3 separate regions of the Homo sapiens genome follow, and regions 2 and 3 are each linked to region 1. The links are chromatin contacts, found by Hi-C or POLR2A ChIA-PET in ENCODE. All regions are on one chromosome and are shown on one strand. Each heading gives the region's core, a stretch centred on a gene start or an enhancer-like site at or near the end of the contact. The rest is flanking DNA. Distances are from core to core; before and after follow the strand shown.

Evidence for each region. Hi-C counts contacts between places; a loop is a spot of excess contacts on that map. ChIA-PET counts read pairs that join two places held with the same protein, here RNA polymerase II (POLR2A). Pooled maps may share reads with other maps.
Region 2: a pooled map shows a loop between it and region 1 (10-fold over the local background). The contact joins the enhancer-like site here to the promoter of UGP2 in region 1. A Hi-C loop is called at or near these places in 3 of 37 single-sample maps with no recorded cell type and 3 of 50 pooled maps.
Region 3: a loop to region 1 is called in a pooled map, with 4 times the contacts of the local background. The contact joins the promoter of LINC01800 here to the promoter of UGP2 in region 1. A Hi-C loop is called at or near these places in 7 of 50 pooled maps. POLR2A ChIA-PET finds 5 or more read pairs at or near these places in 3 of 52 experiments (BJ, Caco-2 and HEK293).

What each region holds. Positions count from the first base shown.
Region 1 is chr2:63,838,862-63,843,897 of GRCh38, reverse strand. It overlaps UGP2 (UDP-glucose pyrophosphorylase 2), which reads right to left and starts at 2,002. Exons shown (of 10, transcript NM_006759.4): 1 at 1,694-2,002. The coding sequence starts at 1,712. It also overlaps a transcript of WDPCP not described here. RefSeq lists enhancers at 1,896-1,945, 2,816-2,995 and a silencer at 2,046-2,355.
Region 2 is chr2:64,913,201-64,918,236 of GRCh38, reverse strand. All of the region lies in intron 1 of LINC02245 (long intergenic non-protein coding RNA 2245), which reads left to right. Among named protein-coding and RNA genes, the nearest start is that of LINC02245, 17 kb to the left of the region's middle. RefSeq lists enhancers at 53-132, 1,143-1,192, 1,563-1,752, 2,666-2,745. Within about 2 kb of position 2,941, at least 6 of the 41 ENCODE cell types and tissues checked have a DNase peak (open chromatin) inside an H3K27ac peak, as active enhancers do.
Region 3 is chr2:64,860,980-64,866,015 of GRCh38, reverse strand. LINC01800 (long intergenic non-protein coding RNA 1800) reads left to right here and starts at 2,385. Exons shown (of 5, transcript NR_110224.1): 1 at 2,385-2,602. RefSeq lists a silencer at 199-398.

The DNA.
Region 1 (5,036 bases), core at 753-3,252:
GAAGAAAGAAAAAGAAAAAAGAAAAAAAGTGGCTGGCAACTAAGTGCAATCTGGTATCTTAGAGTGAATCATGGGAACTGTAATCTGAACAAAGCCTTTAGTTAACAGTAATGTACCTATGTTAATTTCTTAGTTTTGACAAATGTGCAACTTTTCTATAAATCCTGAAGTATTCCAAAATATAAAAAGTTTTTTTAAAAAAAGTGGATGACAAAGTAATGACAAACATACACAGCAACTCTTACCACTTGATTTTGAATCTTCTGAGGACAAGTTGGCATTACAGCAAAGGCTGTGAAATCAGTCAATGCTTGCCAATTCTGCAACCTATTCTAAAGCATAACTCTACATGGAACACCTTGGGTTTATTAATATTTCTAACTTTTAAAGAGAAGTAACTTGTCCACTTTTACCTAGCATATTCTTGCAAAATACCGCCTTTATGGTAACTGAATATTGTTATTACAAAACCAGTACGTTTCTAACAGTTCTGCCTTTCTATTCTTGAATAAGACATTTACTCAATCAGAACATAAGCATCTCTTACCACATATAAGGTATAACATGAATTTGAAAGTCTAATAACAAGTGACATTTCTGAGCTTAGCGCTAAAGGCAAGCATAGCGTTCGATCTGTTTCGATAATAACACAGGCAGTCGAATTCTCTTACTTTAATCTACTACACAAAATTTAAAGAAGAGTTAATAAAGCGATGTAGAACTCAGTAGGGCATTTTTATTCCCAGGGTCAAATGATGGCCATTACTGACACAACTTTTTTTTTCCAAAAGTACACCTACATTTATCAGGAAGCATAATAAGTGTTTGTGAACTTTACTAGCTGTGTGTTCATCAAGATGGCTGAAGCTTTCACACACTGGAGTCTACAAGGAAAGAGTTTACTTGCATACCAGAAGGCAAATCTCATGCTACAAACTGGTGTCAAAGGTTTATGCCAGCACCAATTTCAGTGAGTACACCGTACACACATGCATTCATATACACGTTACTGATAATCTCAGTTGAGGCATTCCCTAACCCTTTTTAAATACACATGTGGAATTTAGAGAGCAGTTTTCAAACTTCAAAGGAACCTTAATCATCTTTTCATAGTTCAAAAAAGGAAAAAATAAACACAGCAATGCAGCAAAGTCATTTCTCCAGCTGAAATGACCTCCAGCTTCTTCGGGCTACTCCCAGTTTCGCAATAAGTGAATCTGAGACGCAAACCACGTACACACAAACGAAGTAGAAGCGGAGAACACTAAAGCTTCCCCAACAGTCCCGGCAAAACCCACCCGGCTTTTCTCAGTCCTCCCGCTTCCCCAGCCCTTCCCGTCTGCGTGCACGCACAGGTACCTTGACACAGACCAGGAAAAGAGAACAAGGATTAATTAGCAGCCAAAAATCCTGTTTTATCACTTACAGCCACTATCCAGGAAAGCGACGGTACTACTAACCTGATTTCAGGGAGGCAAAACTAAACCCAGCAGGGTACAGGAGCATAAATTATACGCGTCTGGAACGTCAACCCAGCAGCTCAAGGCAGCTCAGATGACAATTCAACGAAAAGGGTTTCGCAAATGTTATCTCAAATGAACATTTCCACTTCCAAACCACCCACCAACCTCTCCACTGTCAGTACCCAAATTTGCCTGAAGCAACTCGGGATATAAGCAGCAGCATTTCTTACCTTGTACAAATCTCGACATTTTAGGGGCTTAGTAAAATACTCCGGCTTTTTTTTTTTTTTTCTAGAGGAGTCACGCTACAGGGCAGGTCTCTCTTCCTCTCCTGCTTTAACAACCGATGTATTCTTTCTCCTCCTATATTTAACTACTTAAGGGAGTATTTATTCAAAGCGATTAAAACTGGCTCAAGAAAAAAGAAAAGAAAGAAAGAAACTCCTTCCCCAATTCCAAAAGACGGAAACTTGGTGCGACTGAGTCGGTTTGGGAACTCCTGAGCTCCGGACACAAATGAGGGCCAGCTGGAGACTCCCGGAAAAGGTAAAACCACACGAACTTAAATTTCTTCAATGAAAGAGGCGGACCTACAGCGGCTATTTCACCGCCCCCAAGTCCCCACGCCCTCCAGGGCTGTACTGCAGGAGGCACTGGCAGGCCGCGCCCCTAGCTGCCCCCTCCCCGCGCCGCCGTCCAGGCCCCAAACGCCTCCCCCGAAAACCCCGGTTAACAGCGGCTCCCGCCCAAGCAGGGGTCGGGGAGGCGGGCGAGGCCGGCCAGCGGGGGCAGTGCAACCATTTTCACCAGCCATAAACATCCTGGGACTAGGAGGCGCTACCAATTCCACGCTCTGGCTGGCCGACCGGTCGGGGCCTCAGCTCCCCGCCTTCCCGCCTCGAGCAGTGAAACCCGGCCGCAGCTTTTTCTCGGTAGGGGCCGAAGGCTACGCTGCCCCTCCCCCGCAGCGGACACTAAGGGGTCACCGGCTAGAGGCAGACCCGTGCACCGGCGCGGGAGTCCCAAGGGAGGGCACCGACCCTTCCCGTACATATTCTCGCCCCGCCTGCCCTGCGCTCCTCAGAAGCCCAAATTCCGCCTCCGAGACCACACAGCGGGCCAGCGAGAGCGGGAAACACACTCATCCAGGGGGTCGCCGGAAGCCCAACCCCGCCCCTCCTCAAGCCGCCAGCGAGACCCACCTTCCTCTTCCTTTAGCAGCTGGGAAATTGGGGGCGTTTATGGCGCCCCGGGAAGAAGGCTCGCAGGCTGAAAGTCACCTCTGAGGCGCCCTTCTCTCTCTCTCTCTTCCCTCACACATGCACACCTTGAGCCCCTCCCTAACGGTCGCAGCCCAGCTGCTAACCCCCCCTTGTCCACCCGTCAGCCGGCTCCCGACACCCACAGCCCCTACTTTCTCCTAAACACCTCCCCTCCCCCTCCATTCGGAGCAGCCCCTTCAATGCGGAAATGTCCCTGCCGCACGGACCGACAGGCGCAGCCGCCAGTCAGGAGCCGAGGCGGACGCAGGCTCTGGCCAATGAGACGTGTGGAGGTGGCAAGGGGCGGGGCGTTGCGGCACTTGAGAGCCCGTCGGAGTTGGGCACTGAGCAGTACGCGGGGATACCGCGCGTGGGAGCAGCACTTACGGCGGCGTTGCGGCCAGGGAAGCCTCGCCAGTATATCTCAGTGAGGGAGAGCACCTGAGCACGACTGGTTATTTTTCCAATCAGTAAAAATATTCCCGCTGACTAGGGACTAAAGAAAGCCCTGCGGATAGAGCCGGAGCTCCCCACCGCAGCTGCCCCGAGGGAGCCCAGACGCTTCTCAGGGGACGCTTGCTCCCCTCATCACATCTGGTTGGGGGAGGGTGAGGATGCGTTAGGGAGTAGGCATTGGCCTGTGTGGGCCAGCTAACAAAAGGAGGGTTTAGGCATTGAAGAAAGTGACAAGTGAAGGCTCCCTCACCGGAACCACCACCATCCCCATTGCCCCGGTTCCTAATCCTGTAGAGCTGCTGTGATAGGCGTTTACTTTTCTCTTCAACGTGGAACTGGCCTAAGTTACTCCTCAAGAGATGCTTTTCTTTTGGTAGATTCTTGAAGTCCTCAAGGAAAGAGGATGTTACACGGAACTTGACACTAGCCTGGGGACTGTTACAGGGCCAGCCCACGGCTTGTCAAATCACACCTGGTACCGTCAACCCCACCTGCATCTAAGACTCAGTGTGCCTGGCAGCGAGTGCATTTCAGACTTTGCATTTCCACTTTAAGACTCAAATAGCCCGCACCAGGGCAGATGATTTGCCAGCGCCTTCTCTTAAGTGCCTTCAATAAACAAGTACGGTAATTACAGAAGAGTTTGAGGCTTTGGGCAGCACTAATCAACCAAGGTAAAGTGAGAATTTTTTAATGACTCATTGTCTAAACAAAGGAACTTTGATTTTTTGGTTCTACGTCTTTATATGGAAATGTTATTAGAACAAACAACACAGAAAAGGCTAGTGAAAAATTGTTATACTAGAGAATGACAACCATTGGTACTGTGTTTCTTACATGAAATCCAAAAAGATTACACTCAAAAACCTCTCGGCCGTAAAACGAATTTTCCCCAGACAAAACAAGTGTCTAAAATCCAGATGTCTACAGTTTAATAACAGCATTTGGAGACTGAAGATCTTAACAAAATCTCTACATCCTTTGTATACAGTACAAAAATTGTTCCAGCACTGAAAAAGCAGTCTTTACCAATGAGCATTAGTACCAAAATAAAATACTACCGAAAGATTTGGGCCACGTAGGGTTACTTAGCCTGCAAAAGATGAAGGACAATGAAGAGATTTATTTGTTGTTGTTGTTTTGTTTTTGTTTTTGTTTTGAGACGGAGTCTTGCTCTGTCGCCCAGGCTGGAGTGCAATGGCACAGTCTAGGCTCACTGCAACCTCCGCCTCCCGGGTTCAAGCGATTCTCCTGCCTTAGCCTCTCGAGTAGCTGGGGCCGCAGGCTCGTGCCACCGCACCTGGCTAATGTTTGTATTTTTAGTAGAGGCGGGGTTTCGCCATGTTGGCCAGGCTGGTCTCAAACCCCTGACCTTGTGATCCGCCTGCCTCAGCCTCCCAAAGTGCTGGGATTACAGGCGTGAGCCACCGCGCCTGGCGAGTTTTTAATTATACAAGGTTTATTATAAGAAACGATGATCAGTTACTGTATTTTCTGCCTTCATGGAAGATTAAAAAGGAAATGGGTTTTAATTGCAGCAAGAGCATTTGTTAATATCTAAGAATGGCATCTTGATTTATGAGTGATTGAATATTGAGATATAGTACCAAAGGTTGTTGTACACTTGCTGCCTCAAGAACTCTCCAAAAAGTAACTAACTACCCATCTTCAGGGGCTACATCTGTAACTACTCAGTCACTAGTTCTTAGAGAAGTAGCACTCTAGAAGCTTAGTTTCCAAATATTTCCAAACAGTACTTATAAAATGAAATTTCTTTATACATCGGTATAAATTTAAATTTTGAACCCACAAACACTTTGTAAGCGAGCTTCCCACTCTCTCAGAGCCACTAAGA
Region 2 (5,036 bases), core at 1,692-4,191, 1.1 Mb before region 1:
ACACCTCCCACAGGCTCCCCACCCCGACTCCCCGCCCACACACACACCCATATACTTGGCCAGCAAAGGGCTGTAGTTTGAACATGTGGTTCAAGGAACACAAGTCGTTGCACAGCTGATACAGAAAATCCGAAACTTCCCTGCCCCCAGCCCTCCATCAGGAGTCTCCGGCTTCCACGACCACTTTCACACAGCCCTTATTGAACTCTTGGTTCGACCCTTACTTTTGCATTCCAACTGGATACAAAGCTGAGGACTGTTTTCCTATTATCTGCCAGATGAATGCTTGGATCGGTGTCCAGGCTGCCCGGTCGTGCTTAGTAATCGGAAACAGAGACAGCGGAAATCTCAAATTCTGGTTTCCTGCCGGGGAGCCAGCTCCAAGTCTGCGGGAGAGGAAAGGACGTTGTGACACAGCGCCACCCTGTGGCAGAAAGGAGAAGAGCCGCTCTTGGCCTGTTGTCTGCATTGGATCTCAAGGCCTGGGGTTGTCAGAAACCTGAAACCTTGCAGAACCCCAAAATAACAAAACTGTCATTTAAAGAGCACTTACTGTGTGTTAGGGAGGCACTGTGATAATTGTCTTATATTGTTATGGCCTCAGAGTTTCCCATGAGATGGATACTATTTTCTGAATAAGGAAACTGGAGCCCAGAAGGGTTAAGAAATTTGCCTAAGTTCACACAGCCAAGAAGTAGCCAGGCTACACATCCGCTGAGTGTGGTCACAGAGGCCACAATTTTTTTTTTTTTTTTTTTTTGAGACAAGGTCTCACTCTGTTGCCCAGGCTGGAGTGCAGTGGCACGATCTTGGCTCACTGCATCCTTGACCTTCCAGGCTCAAGTGATCCTCCTGCCTCAGCCTCCCAAGTAGCTGGGACCACAGGCATGCACTACCATGCCCGGCTAATTTTGTTTATGTTTTTGTAAAGACAAGGTCTCCCTATGTTGCCCAGGCTGGTCTCTAACTCCTGGGCTCGAGTGATCCTCCAGCCTCGGCCTCCCAAAGTGCTGGGATTGCAGGCATGAGCCACTGCATCCGGCCGAGGACACACATCTAACCACCACTCTGTCCTTCCAGTCACCTGCTCAGCAGAGAACATTCCCTATAGCAGGGCTTCTCAAACTCACACCTGCAGGAGGCACTGGGGAATCTTGTTAAAATCCAGATTCTGATTCGGCTGATCTGGGGTAGGGCCCAAGAGTCTACGTTTCTTTTCTTTTCTTTCTTTCTTTTCTTTTTTTTTTTTGAGACGGAGTTTCACTCTTATTGCCCTGGCTGGAGTGCAATGGCACAGTCTCAGCTCACTGCAACCTCCGCCTCCTGAATTCAAGCGATTCTCTTGCCTCAGCCTTCCGAGTAGCTGAGACTACAGGCACCTGCCACCACGCCTGGCTAATTTTTGTATTTTTAGTAAAGACGGGGTTTCACCATGTTGACCAAGCTGGTCTTGAAGTCCTGACCTCAGGTGATCAGCCTGCCTTGGCCTCCCAAAGTGCTGGGATTACAGGCGTGAGCCACTGTGCCCAGTCTGAGCCCAGTCTACATTTCTAAGGGCTCCTAGGTAATGTGGTGCTGCTGGTTCGTGGACCACACTTGGAGAGGTGAGGCCCTAGAGCAGCTGTCCAGTAGAACTTTCTGTGATGGTGGAAGTGCTCTAACTCTGCGCTGTGTCATACATCGCCACTGGCTGCAGGTGCTATGGAGCACCTGAAACATGGCTACTGCAACAGAGAAATACATTTTAATTTTAGTTCATTTAAATTAATTTGAATTTAGCCACATGCACATAGTGGCCTCCATACTGGATAGTGCAACATCCATCATGAGTGGGGGCTCAGGCTTGTCATTCAAGAGCCAAAATACCATGGTAGGTTAAAGCAAGACTATATAGGGTAACAAATTTTTGGAGTCATTAGAGATAGTATATTCAACACTGCTGTTTTACATATAAGGAAACTGGCCAGAGAGGCAAAGTGACTTGTTGCAGAGCCACAGAGCTGTTCCTGGCAGAGGGAAGGCTTCAGGTTCAAGGACAGCATTCTCCCTACCATGCCACATTTTGTTCTAGGCCCACTGACCTTCAAAAGAAAAATGTACATTTCCAATTTTGGGAAATCCAAGCTGGGTGTGGTGACATGTGCCTGTAGTTCCAGGTGCCCAAAAAGCTGAGCTGGGAGGATCATTTGAGCCTGGGAGGTTGAGGCTGCAATGAGCCGTGATTGCACCACTGCACTCCAGCTTGGGCGACAGAAGGAGACCTTGTCTCTAAAAAAAAATAATAATAAAAAAAAATAAAAGAAAGAAAATCCTCTATAAACAAAATGTAGCTGTTGGTAATAGTCAAATGCTATTTATTACTTTATACAACGTTTGAGGCAGTTAACCAGGTTTAAATGTTATCCAATTTCCTGAGGGAATTAACTGATTTTTGGCTACATTTGCAAGACCTGCATCACACGAAAAGAATCATCCCTTTTTATGGGATGTTTTGCAACACGAAGTTCTCTGGCAAAACCAAATTAAGACCAACCCCTGTTCAGGCCTCCCTGGTGTGTAGCTGGTGTCTTACCACATGGACTTCAGTGGGTACAGGTGTGCAAAGCAGTGATGGTACTCAGACAGACAACTGAACAGGTTGTTCTGTATCACACTGGAATGAAGGATTTACTTGATCTTTGAAAACATTTTTTTTCTGGTTGTAAGGCAATATATGTACATTATATAGAACTTGAAAATTGCGGGGAAAATACTGTGTTAGTTATTTGTTGTTGTGTAACAGGTTATCTCCAAAACCCAGCAGCTTAAAATATCAAACATCTGTTATCTCACTATCACTGAGAGCAGCTCAGCCAGGTGGTTCTTTTCTTCCTCTTTTATGGTCTCGTCTGAAATATGCTGGGTAGTTCTGACTCAGGGAGTCTCAAGAGGTTGCAGTCCAGATGTTGTCAGGGCTATTCTCATGTGAAGCCTTGGCAGGTTGCAGGATCTGCTGCTTTTTCAGCGTTGTGATCATAGCTCACTGCTGCCTTGAACTCCTGGGCTCAAGTAATTCTCTAGCCTCAGCCTCCCAACTAGCTGGGACTACAGATGGATTGCATCAGTGGCCTGCTAGGGTCTGGTTCTAAGCTCACTCATGTGGCTGTTGGCAGGAGGCCATGGCTGGGCCCCTCTATAGTGCTTCTCAGGACAAAATTTCCCTTAAGAATAAATGATGTGAGAGAAAGAGCAAGAGAGACAGTGTCCAAGATGGAAACTACAGCCCTTTATATAGCCTCAGTGGGGAGTGACGAACCTTCACTTCTGCTGTATTCTATAGGTCACCCAAACTCGCCCTGTTACAGAGTGGGAGAGGGCCACACAAAGGTCATGAGTACCAGAGGTGGGGTCGAAAATAAAACTCACCTGCAACCTCACTCTCCATAAACAATCACCGTGACATTATGAGGTGATTCCATATACATCTATTTACATGTACAGATTTTTTTCTGACTCTTACTTCATATGTTATTGTCCATATTTCCCCTCTATCTCCCTTTTCAGATGGAAATCCAGCTTTATTTAACCTCCTTTCCCTGAGGAAGAGGTACATTCAATGTTTATTATTATTATTATTACTTTGAGACAAAGACTTGCTCTGTCGCCCAGGCTGGAGTGCAGTGGTGTGATCTCGGCTCACTGCAACCTCCGCCTCCCGGGTTTAAGCAATTTTCGTGCTTCAGCCTCCTGAGTAGCTGGGACTATGAGCACGCATCACCACACCCGGCTAATTTTTGAAATTTTTTTTTTTTTTTTAGTAGAGACGGGGTTTCACCAGGTTGTCCAGGCTGGTTTCTGGTTTCCATGTTGCTGGTATCCCCTTATTCGATTATTTCAGCAAGGCTGATGTACTTCTTCCTCTTGAAAAACTTAAACTCATTCAAGAGTATGTGTTCTGAGGGGCAGGTGGGAGAGAAGGAAGAAGGCAGAAAGGAGAGGTGAGAATGGGGGGTGGGTGGTGTGGCAAGACTTCCGGGGTGACGCTGCAGAGGGTGCCTCTGAGGAATCGAGTCTCCGGGCCCACCAAGATTGATTCGTGTACCCCAGCCAGATGGGGGGCTTCCACGGACTGTGTGGAGTGGAAGAAGGCTGTATCCATGGACTCAAAAATCACAGGAGAATGCCAGTGTTTTGCAGCTATGGACGAGAGACCCCAGCACAACCATGGCAGTGGGAAACCCTAAAAATAACTGGGGACAAATTTTTATCAGGATGAATGAGAGCTCAGAGGCAGGACTAAGTTGATTAAAAGGAAATAAAGGAATCAAATATGTCTTGCCCATATAGTTTGTGGACTTATTCATACCTGCTACACACACACACACACACACACACACACACACACACACAACATTCTTTTCAAACTGTCATTTGTAGTCTTATTTTTGTATCTACCTTTTTTTCACTTCGTTTATGTAATGGACATGATGTAATGTCATTATCTGTACTTCCCAACCGTGTCCACAAAGTATTTTGTCATTTAGATTGCCACACATCACAATACGTCTGGCTTCACCTTCTGGGAGCAAGAAGCCAGGTTGCATTCCTTTTACTACCTAGAGATCCCACGCCCTGTGAACATCTCTGGAGAAACCTTCTCTTCCCTCCCAGGGAGCCCTTGGCCTTCATACTCCTAAGTCCTCATCCCCAGATACCTGCTCAGCCCAGCAGGCCAGCCAGTGCTGGGAACTCTCACCTGGGGGCCGGAGAATAGGGACACTGCTCCTCCCTCAGGAGTCTGGGGCTTCCTGGCTGCCACCAGGTGTCACCAGCAGCTTGGCAGGTGGGTGCATTTCCTGTCCCCAGCCACAGCAGAGACTCAGGCTCTTTCCTTCACCCTAGAATGGAGCTATTGGTTACCATGTGCAAGTTTTGTAAGAATGAAAGGATAAAGAAAAAAAAAGATGAAAATTATTGCAGCAATCATTGAGGCTGGCCACTGCATATTCTTATTCTGCCCCCCTGGAAGCATGGTGAAATCGTACTTCCCCGCCTTC
Region 3 (5,036 bases), core at 1,136-3,635, 1.0 Mb before region 1:
ATTGAAAATGGATCAAGGGTTTTCTTTTATGTTGGCTCCTTCCCTAGGTTCTTGACTTCGGCGCCAGCCACGAAACCACAGAAAGCATCCCCCAGGACCTTGGCGTTGGACTCCTTTCATTCCCTTCCTCCCAAAGTGTCCCACTGTTGCTCTGACTTGGGGGAGCAGGGGTCTCCCTGGCCCTCCCGGCTGCTCCCGGCTCAGGAGCGTGGGAGGTGAGGGGAGGTGAGGGGACACGGCCGGGGGCGGCTCGGTAGGGGCCCCGCGCGGCCGCCAGGGGGCGCTGCGCCGCCGCCGAGGCCGCGGCCGCCTGGGCGTGTGGCCTGGCGTGGGCACTTTTGTGTTGTTTAGATGCCAGCGTTCGCCGCTCACTCCTTTCTCAAACATGTTTCTAATTTACCCAGTATGTCTTCTACGGAAAAAAAACTTCAGGGAAAAAAGATGCATGCTTAACGTCAGTGCCAGGGTGGGCAAAAAGGGGTTTTGACACCAGATGCAGGTTTAGTTCCCGAACCCTCCGGGCCTGGGGTGAGCCGCCAGCAGGCCCCCTCCACAGCCGCTCCTCCCGCTGGGGACAGAGGCGCCTGGAAACGCACACGCCCGAACCCGGCCGCCCCGAGAGCCGCGCGTGGAGCCAGCACGCCCGCAGGCGCTCCTCCTGAAAACGGGTTCGGTTTCTGGCCGGGCAGGTTCAGAGCCGGTGCCCAAGGAGGGGAAGGACGACGCGGCACAGAACCTGGCGCGCCCACGGAGGGGGCCTAGCCTGGGCTTCTGGCCTTGCCCGGGCACTGCCGGCACTCCCGGGGAGCAGAGAGGCGGAGGGGGCACTGTCCGTGCGCCGGGGGCAGCCACCGGGCACAGGGCGGGGTGGGGGAGGTGCGGGAGGAGAGGAGAGCCAGAGTCCGGTCTGATGGGGGTCGGGGGGGACGTGGGAAGCAACAAGCCTGACGCCTGCAAATAGAAGTCATCAGGAAAGAGACCTCAAGGCCCATTTGACTGCTGGGAGGTCTCCGGGGTGGGGTCCTGGGGGGAGGAGTGTCTGATTGGCGGCTAGGTTCTGTTTTTCAGACCAGATTAAAAAAAAAAAAAATTCCCCTGTCGCCTGGGGAGATGTCTCAGTCACTTTTCTCCAGCAGGAAGCTGCTTCATGTTGGAGCCTCCTGGGATTGGCAGAGTTAAAAATCCTTTAACCCAGGATGCCTTGGGCCTTTTGTTCAGCCCTGACAATAGAATTGGGTGGAGGGGGCTGGGAAGGCAAGTAGCTGGGTTAGAGATGCATCCGTGGGGTGGGGGTATGGGGAAGCTTGTGTTCAGCCACTGGGTACATGAAAGCAACTGTGTGTGTGTGTGTGTGTGTGTGTGTGTGTGTGTGTGTGTGTGTGTGTGTGTCGGGGGAGGGTATAAGGGAGCCCAGGGACACTGGGGCACCAGCTCGTTAACACGTGTGTATGAATGCCGGCTGTGCGCTTGGCAAATCCTTAATTACACAGGGAGAACTTCCTGAACCGGGAACTCAGTATCGGTCCCTGAAAGGTTGGGTAATGGCTTCTTCTTGCATCTGGAATCCAAGGGGACCAATCTCTCTGGCTCCCCTGGGCTCTCAGATTCTTCTAGATGTCTTTGTCTTCTAAAATTCTGGGATCCCAAGGGAAGACACATAGTTAAGGACACTCAGAAATGCATACCTTTCAACCCTACTAATCATCCTAAAACCTGTGCTTTCAACATATCACGTCCTTGATCTGTAACCCTCAGGGGCACCCACGATCTCCAATGACTGGGAGTGATGGCATTTAAGTCTTTCCACCATGCAGAAGTTTCTTCCCTCATTCCCCATGAATTCTCTCCTGTAGCCAGCCTGGCCCCTCATAACCCCTTGGATATACTGTATCTTGAATTCTCCAGCCTTTCTGCAGTTGCCTTCCTGGGACATTCATTCCCATGTTCACAATCTAGCCAATTGTATCCCTTCTCTATTCAGTTCTAGCATCAGTCAGTCAATCAACAAGCATTTATTGAAAGTCCACTATGTACAAGACATGTTCTAGGCCCTGGTAATACATCAGAGACTGAGACAAATACCTGTTCTTAAGGATTTTATATTTTAATGGGAGAAACAGAGTAGACTCATGGCTCACGCCTATAATCCCAGGACTTTGGGAGGCCAAGGCAAGAGGATCACTTGAGGCCAGGAGCTCAAAACCAGCCTGGGCAGCAAGTGTCTTCTTTTGCCTCTGCAAAAGAAAATTAAAAATAACAAAAAAAGGAAGCTAAACTAGAGTATTGTGGTAGAGGGGTGTGTGTGTGTGCATGTGGGTGCATCCGTGTGTGTGGTAGGTTGATGGGTGCTGTTTTATTTAGCCAGGGAAGGTCTCTTTGAGGAGGTGGCATTCGAGACCTTCTGGGTGGGAAGGAGGCAGCCATGTGGTGATCTGGGGAAGAGTGCTGCAAGCAGAAAGGCAAGTAAAAACAAAAGCCCTGAGGCAGAAATGTGCTCCTTATGCTTAAGAAACACCGTGAAGGCCAACGTGGTTGGAGCAATGTGAGCAAGAAGAATAGAGGGGCCTTGGGAACATAGGTAGCTGAGTCCTCATGGATCAAGGTAAGAAGTGTGGGTTTTATTTTGTTGCAGTGGGAAGCCTTTGGAGGGTTAGAAGGTGGGGAGTGAAGAAAACAGTTAAGATACTATTGCAAAAGTCCTGGCAGGAGGAGATTTTAAAAACCACAGTTGTGGCTATGGAGATGGTGAGATGTGATACTGGTTTCTGGGTCAGTTTTGGAGGTGGGAATAGATAAGGCTTACTGATGATCTGACCCAGGACTAACTGGGTAGTCCTATGTTGGGGGTAGGAGGTGGATCCATAATTGTGTTTGGGCCATGCCAAGACCTATCAGACATCAGGTAAATATGTGTAGACAGCTTTGAGTCTGGAGTTCAGATTTAAATTTGAGAACCAGCATGTAGGTAGTCTTCAAAGCAGTAGGCCAGAATAATTCCACTTAGGGAGAGAGTCAAGAAAGAAGGTAGCAGATGGCTGAGACTGATGCCACTCCAACCTTTAGAGATCTGGTAGGGGAAAACCCAGCAGAGCAGACTGAGGAAGACAGCCCATGACACTGGAGGAAAACCAGAAGATGGTGATTACAAGGAACTCAGCAAAGGAAGTATTTTGAGAAAGAGGATGTATCAGTCTGCTATTGCTAGGTAACAAACAACCACAAAAATCTCAATGGCATAACAGTAAATATTTATTTGATTCACAAAGCTGTGAGTCAGCTGGAGGTTGGCTAGATGAGGCTGATGTTGGCTGGGCAGCTCTAAGCCACCGTTGGGCTGAGCCTGCTCTGCATACATGTCCCTCACTCTTTTTGTACCTGCAGGCCAGCTAGGGCACATTTTTCTCCCATGGTGATAATAGGCACAAAAAAGCAGGTGGAAACATAAAATGCCTCTAAAGACCTAGATTTGGAACTGGCACCATGTCACCTCCTCCTACATTCCATTGGCCAAAAGGGGTCATGCAGCCACGCCCAAAGTCAAGGGGCAAGAAAGTACAGTATAGTCTACATCTAGCGGGAGGGACTGCAGAGTCGGATTGAAGGGGATAGGGATAGAGTGAGGCAGGACAAGAAATAGGACCCATAATTCAGTCTTCCACAGAGAGAGTGGTCAAACGCATTCAGTGCCACTGACAGGCCAGATGAATAGAGGATGGTGAACTGGCCACCAATGTGACCTTAAGATGTCAGTCATTGGCATCCTTGATAAGAGCTATTAAAACAGACAACTAGGGCTAAAAGCCCAGTTGGAGTGGGTGGAAGTGAGAATGAGAAGTGTGGAGGTGGAGATGTCAGTGTGTAGACAACTCTTTCAGGAACAGTCACTCTAAAGAGGGGCAGAAACATGGTATAATAGCAAGAAGGGGATATGAGGCTAAGGCTTTAGAGCTTTTTAAGTCCCATTTAACTTCCATGGAAAGGCTCTGGTAGGAAGGAAGAAATTGATGAACACAACAGAAAGGGGATAATTGTGCTGGCAAAAGGGGATGGGGCCCAGGGCACAGATGGAGGGCTCGGCCATGGGTGGTGGGTGGAGAGAATGCAGAGCTATAGGCATTCTGGTGGCTTTGGAGGGAGGTAGGAAGATCCGGCAACAGATCGTACCTACTTTCTCTATGAAGGATAGTCTGAGGTTACAGTGAGAATGAAAGAGGAAGGGGAGTTGAGAATATGCAGAGAGAGGAGAAAGTGTGACATTATTGCACTGCGGAGAGGGAAAAGGAATTTTCTAAGTAACTGTAGTAGGATTGTCCAACAGTTCAAATGCCTGTTTGAAATTTATGGCCAGAAATTTGAATTGAGTCCATCCAGAGTAGCTGGCCGATTTTCTTTAGTGGTGTTCAATTGCTCAGGTGCAGGTGTGAAGTAAACAGTTTGATTTAACCACAGCTGGGTTTTCGCCCAGTGAATACAATGGAGAGAGACCAGAGCAAGGAAGGTAGGAGTGTTTGCCAGGGAGATTTTGTGTGCTGGAGCATGGAGTTTCAGTTCTCAGCTGGCTGAGAACGAAGGCCTGAGGGGAGAGATGTCATGAGAAAACAGGAGAGTCATGGAATAGAGGTCTGAGATGGGAAAATTGCTGAGTCCAAGAACTAAAGTAAGTGACCTGGAGGACTGATAGGTGAAGGGATCTCTGGATCTGAGAGTTTAGAGATGGTGTAGACATTCATGGTTCCAAGATCTAGCATATGACCAGGAGGCTGAGGCAGGGCAGGAGGAATATTCTGCTAGGGCTAAGGATATTAACAGTCTTAGAGATCGGAGTGTTGGGTGGGTCATCAGCATAGATGCTGAAGTCACCAAAAATGATGATATGAAAGGAGATAGAGCCTGATACTAAAATAATCAAGGGTTGGGGGAAGTGACTAGGAGGGTGACAGATGACATTAGGAGGGGTGATTTGTGGCTTTTTTAATTAAATATTTTTAATTTTTAATACTTTTTAGAGTAGTTTCAGATTCACAGCAAAATTGAGT